Linked DNA regions of Mus musculus: region 1 is linked to region 2. Evidence: chromatin loops called from intact Hi-C (ENCODE). Cell type or tissue: heart. All regions are shown on one strand. Links, peaks and the distances in the headings refer to the core of each region. The heading gives the core; the rest is flanking DNA. Region 1 overlaps Tmem255a (transmembrane protein 255A). Region 2 holds the start of Zbtb33 (zinc finger and BTB domain containing 33).

Region 1 (2,908 bases), core at 247-2,746, 60 kb after region 2:
AAAGAGCTCAGACACAATGAGCTACTTAAAAATGCCCTCAAGAGCTGGAACACAGTGCTTTTTGCCGTATCACATACACAGCAAAGAAGGAGCTGATGGTTATTGAAAAACAACACAAACAAGTGGCGACACCTCATAATTGCTTTCCTTCTAGTAGAAAGAGTCGGTTGGAGGAATCGTGCAAATGGATGTGGCTATGCTCATAGGATTAACTTTTGGAAATAGAGCACACTCTGAATGCTCCCCAGAACTGAAAACTCGGTGGCTAATGTGTCAAAACCGCAAGCGCTTCACCACCCTGTCTACGTGGTACCTAGTATTTAAACTACTATTATTGCAAGCAATAGCAGTGAGAGTCCAAAATCTCATCATTGGCACTGCCTGCACCCCCCAGTAGCCTCTCTGCAGAACCGCTGCAACCCTCCCTCTCTGCAGTGCCCCACCTCCATGCCAGATACCAGAGGAGGTATGTGATGGAGCTCTGGAGGTGTGCTTCACCCTTCCAGATAGGATCGTCTTGCCCCTCCCTTGGTCCCCCTAATCAAAACCCTCATCTCTATTTGAATCTGAATTCCTCCCCTCATTTGAAGCAAGCTCAAAACTTCCTTCACCACAAAGTTTATCTTAATCAAGCTCCAGCTACTCTAACCACCCATTAGCTTGGTTTCTAATGGCCTAGAAGCCTTACTCAATAAGTATATAAACTGTGACAGCAGGTTTCTTCCACAACCCATACGGTGTCCACCATTTCCAGGATTTCGTATCTGAAAGGAGCCAAGCTGGGAGTTGCTATAAGATAGGATGCTGCCTCTGCGCGCTTGTGCTTTACCTTGTACGTATTTCTTGATAGCCCCTTCCTAAAAGAGAGTGTGCAATGTTTATTGGAATGTTGCAAAAATGCTTGGCACGCTGCGATGTTGGTGACGTATTAATTCTCAGGTTCGAAGGTTTGAATGGATTTGGATTTGCTTACCTGGGTCAGCTTTGCCGCAGAGTGGATCTCAGCAAGTCCCAGCCTCGAGCATCCCTGGAAACAGGTGGCTGCCCACACAAGAACCTTAATGCTCTGCAGGTCTCACAAACGTTTACCTAAAGGTGCTGAAATCTACTACCTTCACCTTTTTAGTAAATTACTCAGGACATGGAGATATCAAAAAAAAAAAAGGCTCAGTAAATTACAAATGTGCTGTTGGAAGTGAAGAGGATGCTCTGATGTAGTAGCGGTGTATCAGCGCTTGGGGGCGCTGTTGCCAAAGTGGAGGAGGGGGTTGCTGGGAGCTGTTGGAGGTGCGCAGGAGTCAAATTACTATCTTCACAATTCCCTGTCTGCTTCCTTCAGAGCAGCCCGCAAAAGTAGTGCAGGCACCCTGGTGCGGGCGGTGGTGTGTGTGTGTGTGTGTGTGTGTGTGTGTGTGTGTGTGTGTGTGTGACATTTAATTTTGGGGACTACGATTGTGTCTTGCCCGTAAAAGGAATCCCCTCAGAAATGCTGCCCTTCGAGGCAGAACACTAACCCAGAGCTTAGTTAAGTGGAGTATCCTAGATGCTAGATGCTGATTCAGGCCTAGGCTGTGGGCCCAGCGCCAGGGAACTCCGGGGAGACTCCCCTGTCCACACTGTGGGAACCTAGAATTATCTATTACTCTACTCAAGAATTTTCTACTGAGTTTGGCCTGTGGATTCTTTACCAAACGCTATTTGTGATGATTGTTCGTTCCTTGTCTTTTGAGATCTATGAGTCCCTTCCCTGCACTGCCGAGCTCAGCTTCTTGTTGCCCAGACATTTAGAAAAATGCAAGACAGGCTGGGGGCCCTGGGAATACAAGAGAGAACTCTCTTCATCTTGTTCTGAAACCCACAAAGCAGTGTCAGGTAGCAAGCCTTTCAGCCCTGTGCCTCCAGTCTGCTCAGTCCCCGCAGACGGGGTTCTGGGTGGGGAGGGTTTGGTTTGCAGGTGGTTGCCGCACACAGTTGGGATGGGCTCTGCAGAACCCTCGCCCTCTCGCGCCCAGCTCTTTCATGCTGTAGCGCCTGAGCCATGGTAGCGCCGCAGCTGGCCAAGGCAAGGAGTGCTTTTGGAGTTCTGTGTGCCTGTGTATGCGAGGGGTGGAGTGGGGGGCGGGGAGGGTACTGGAAAGTCTGGTACTGCTGGGTTCGGATTTGGACCCCAGACCTTGGCCTCATTTTGCATCCAGCACCAGATAACTACGACCTTAAAAATGAAAAGTGCAGGGCTTCTACTGACAGGCCTTCCACCGTTCAGATGATAACACTTTCGGGGGCCCTTGAACGAAATTTGTTGCGACTGAGTCTTTTGCAGGCAGCGGAGAGCTCACACTGGGCTCAATCTCCTTGCCCCTCCCCTGTGCATGTTCCAGCAAATTCATCGGAGAAGAGCTGAGAAGACTGAATGGCAGAGATTCGGGACAGAGGAGTTTTGCAGAATGTGAAATATGATAGAAACGACGAATTGGGCTAGATTAAAGTGACAATTTTTAAGTTTAGGTGGAATTATGGCTCCACAATCCCTTCACTCTTACCCAAGGCTCCAAATTAATTTCTTCTCCCAGCGAAGACTTAGGAAGGTGCCTAACAGCGAAAGGCAATTGTTTTGTTTTGTTTCGTTTTGTTTTTTATTTCTTAAAATTCGTTTGTAGCTACCGAAAAGCACCCTCGAGGGGCCTCCAAGTTGGTGCAAGACGGTAGCGGACCTCTAGATTTTAGGAAGGTGTTGAAAGGTGCCCCTCCCCCTTCATTCCGCTGAAGAGGAAAGCGCGACTTCAGAAGATGCGCGGGCTTGCGCTGGATCCTATTTTTCTAGTGCTCTCACCACCACCACCCCCCACCTCTCTCTCTCTCTCTCTCTCTCTCTCTCTCTCTCTCTCTCTCTCTCTCTCTCTCTCTCTCT
Region 2 (2,908 bases), core at 223-2,722:
TAGCCAGAAGCTGGAAAGAACCCAGATGCCCCTCGACAGAGGAATGGATACAGAAAATGTGGTACATTTACACAATGGAATACTACTCAGCTATTAAAAAGAATGAATTTATGAAATTCCTAGCCAAATGGATGGACCTGGAGGGCATCATCCTGAGTGAGGTAACACAATCACAAAAGAACTCAAATGATATGTACTCACTGATAAGTAGATATTAGCCCAGAAACTTAGTATACCCAAGATATAAGATACAATTTGCAAAACACATGAAACTGAAGAAGAATGAAGACCAAAGTGTGGACACTTTGCCCCTTAGAATTGGGAACAATCACCCATGGAAGGAGTTATATAGACGAAGTTTGGAGCTGAGACAAAAGGATGGACCATCTAGAGACTGCCATATCCAGGGATCCATCCCATAATCAGCCTCCAAACGATGACACCATTGCATACACTAGCAAGAGTTTGCTGAAAGGACCCTCATATAGCTGTCCCTTGTGAGACTATGCCGGGGCCTAGCAAACACGGAAGTGGATGCTCACAGTCAGCTATTGGATGGATCACAGGGCCCCCAATGGAGGAGCTAGAGAAAGTATCCAAGGAGCTAAAGAGATCTGCAACCCTGTAGGTGCAACAACATTATGAACTAACCAGTACCCTGGAGCTCTTGACTCTAGCTGCATATGTATCAAAAGATGGCCTAGTCGCCGTCACTAGAAAGAGAGGCCCATTGGACATGCAAACTTTATATGCCCCAGTACAGGGGAACGCCAGGGCCAAAAAGTGGGACTGGGTGGGTAGGGGAGTGGGGGGGTGTGTGTGGGACTTTTGGGCTAGCATTGGAAATGTAATTGAGGAAAATACATAATAAAAAATATTTTAAAAAATAATGATAAACAATACAAATATTATTGCCTTTCAAGGTAGGGCTCATTTGACACTATTTGGTTTGTTATTCCTTCTCTGTAGTTCTATACTTTTAAAATACTTTTATTCGTGTGTATGTACCTGCCGAGCCCTCTGAAATGAGAGAAACTTGTCTTATCTGCTTTTCTATCCCACAGGGCCTGGAGTATATTTGCTGCAGATCAAATGTGATCTCTATGTTAATAGATATGCAGTTAACAAGATATTGCATGCACCATTTAACATTCGATTAACAAGAGTTATCAGAACACAGGTTTCTTCTTAAAAGTAGACAGTGTAATGTGGTTTTCTTGTTATCCTACAATTTGAATTAGTATGAGTTAAATTTTAGTATGCAGATTGTATTCAAGGTGGCTTGTTATCCAAGCAACAGGCTAACAGGGCAGACTTCAAACATGCAAAAGAACTGGAATTTATACAACCTCTGAACATTTTTAAGCCCTCGGGACTTAAGGGAGTTTGAACAAACAAGACTAGCCTCCCTGCCACTCCTAACAGTGTCATCGGATCTTTGTCTGTCTCACGGAGCCGAGCTCTTAAGAGAATCACAGAACACTTAGAAAAATGCTTCGCAGTCACGGAAAGAGCCGAAGGCGGGCTTCGCGCTCTTCCGGACAACCCCGGGCTGCTCTCGGAAGAGGAAGGCGAGGAAGCCACGCCTCCCACGCTGCGCCCTCTGTCGGCGGAGCCCGGCGCCCGAGCCGCGTCCGTGGAAGCCGCTTTGACGTCGGCGGAAACTGGAGCGACATTTAAAGCGGCAGCAGCGGCGCTGCGGAGTCCGGCTGCTTGGGGTAGGACTCTGACCCTGCCTCGGCCCCGAGGAGGAGAAAGCGGCCGCCGCGGAGCAGGTGAGGAGTGGGCTGGGCACCGGGCCCGGGAGACGGAGCCCGCCTACGCCTTCCATGCCCTGGCCGCGCCTACGCTTGCGGCCGCCTCGCTTGAACCAGGAAGCAGCGGAGCCCGAGGCCTTGGCTCCTCTGCTCTTTCTTTGTGTGGGTCCCGGAGCTCTACCAAGAGAACCGGTAAGGCGCGGCGTGGTCCCCTTCTCTGTCCAGTGCCAGAGGCACCCGGTACCCTTGCATAAGCCTTAGGGCGTGGGGGACGCCGCCAAGTACCCACTTGGCTTTCTCCCTCTCCATTCGTCCGCTTTGGGGGGCGGGGAAGGGGGCTCTTTTCCCACCTCCCTACTAGTTTGATTGAGCTTTACTATGGGGCCCATCCTCCTCTTTAGATCCTTCTTTGGACACAACAATGCTTCCGGCTTCGCATGGCCCGCTACCCCCAACAGAGTACCCTTAGGAGCTAGGCCTACTTTCTTCAACACCCCTCAACCCCCCTGCCTTCGTTCTGCTGTTTGCATCGCCATCCCTGTTTGTGTTTTCACGTGAATTGACGTTTAAAAGCTCAGTTGCACCAAAGTTCAAAGGAAGAAGAGGGAGATGGTGGAAGAGGGAGAGATGGACAACAGCTGCAGGGAGCCCTGTAGTGTTGGTTTGTTTCCCCCCCTCTGGCCCGTGGCATTTTTCTCTTCCCTACTGTCACCAGCCTTCTAAACCAGCCAACAACCAAAGATGTGTTACACAATGCTATGAGATGCCTTTTCCGTAGGCAGGTCGCAAATCTCTGGGGAGGAAAGGTTTGAGACCCACTTGGGGTGATCCTGGGCTAACCCTGACCAGCTGGATACCTAATCAAAATGAAACCAGGTCCCAGTATCACCTAGACACCTACATTTGAATCATTCCCATGTTGGAAAAAAAAAACCCTTATTTTCCAATTATAAAAATCATGTGGCCATATACAGAAATCTCTCCACTTGAAAGTGGTTTCTGTTGAAACCTTCATGTTTTGGATTGTTGGCAGATTGTCTAAAGGTCACACTTTGTGATGAATGCCTTTGTGATTGCCTGTAATTCCTTGGTGCTGTTAAAATGGAGTAGCTAACATGGTTTTAATTTTTGGCTTTTAGACTTTTAAAGTT

What was found. A loop is a pair of places that touch in the nucleus more often than their neighbours do. Peaks named below come from ENCODE experiments on the same cell type or tissue, not always from the same donor. Only the 100,000 strongest peaks of a DNase experiment are listed, where the experiment ranks them.
Region 1: it touches region 2 in a loop (9-fold over the local background); 4 of 42 quality-filtered maps call a loop at or near these places.

The regions. Positions count from the first base shown.
Region 1 is chrX:38,248,569-38,251,476 of GRCm38, forward strand. All of the region lies in intron 1 of Tmem255a (transmembrane protein 255A), which reads right to left. Among named protein-coding and RNA genes, the nearest start is that of Tmem255a, 2.5 kb to the right of the region's middle. In heart, for the core only: CTCF peaks have their summits at 1,228 and 2,040; no DNase peak of the experiment used is centred there; H3K4me3 peaks cover 1,334 bases; H3K27me3 peaks cover 280 bases.
Region 2 is chrX:38,188,134-38,191,041 of GRCm38, forward strand. Zbtb33 (zinc finger and BTB domain containing 33) reads left to right here and starts at 1,660. Exons shown (of 2, transcript NM_020256.2): 1 at 1,660-1,949. In heart, for the core only: a CTCF peak has its summit at 1,615 (motif pointing left); a DNase peak (open chromatin) is centred at 1,668; H3K4me3 peaks cover 1,685 bases; H3K27ac peaks cover 1,406 bases.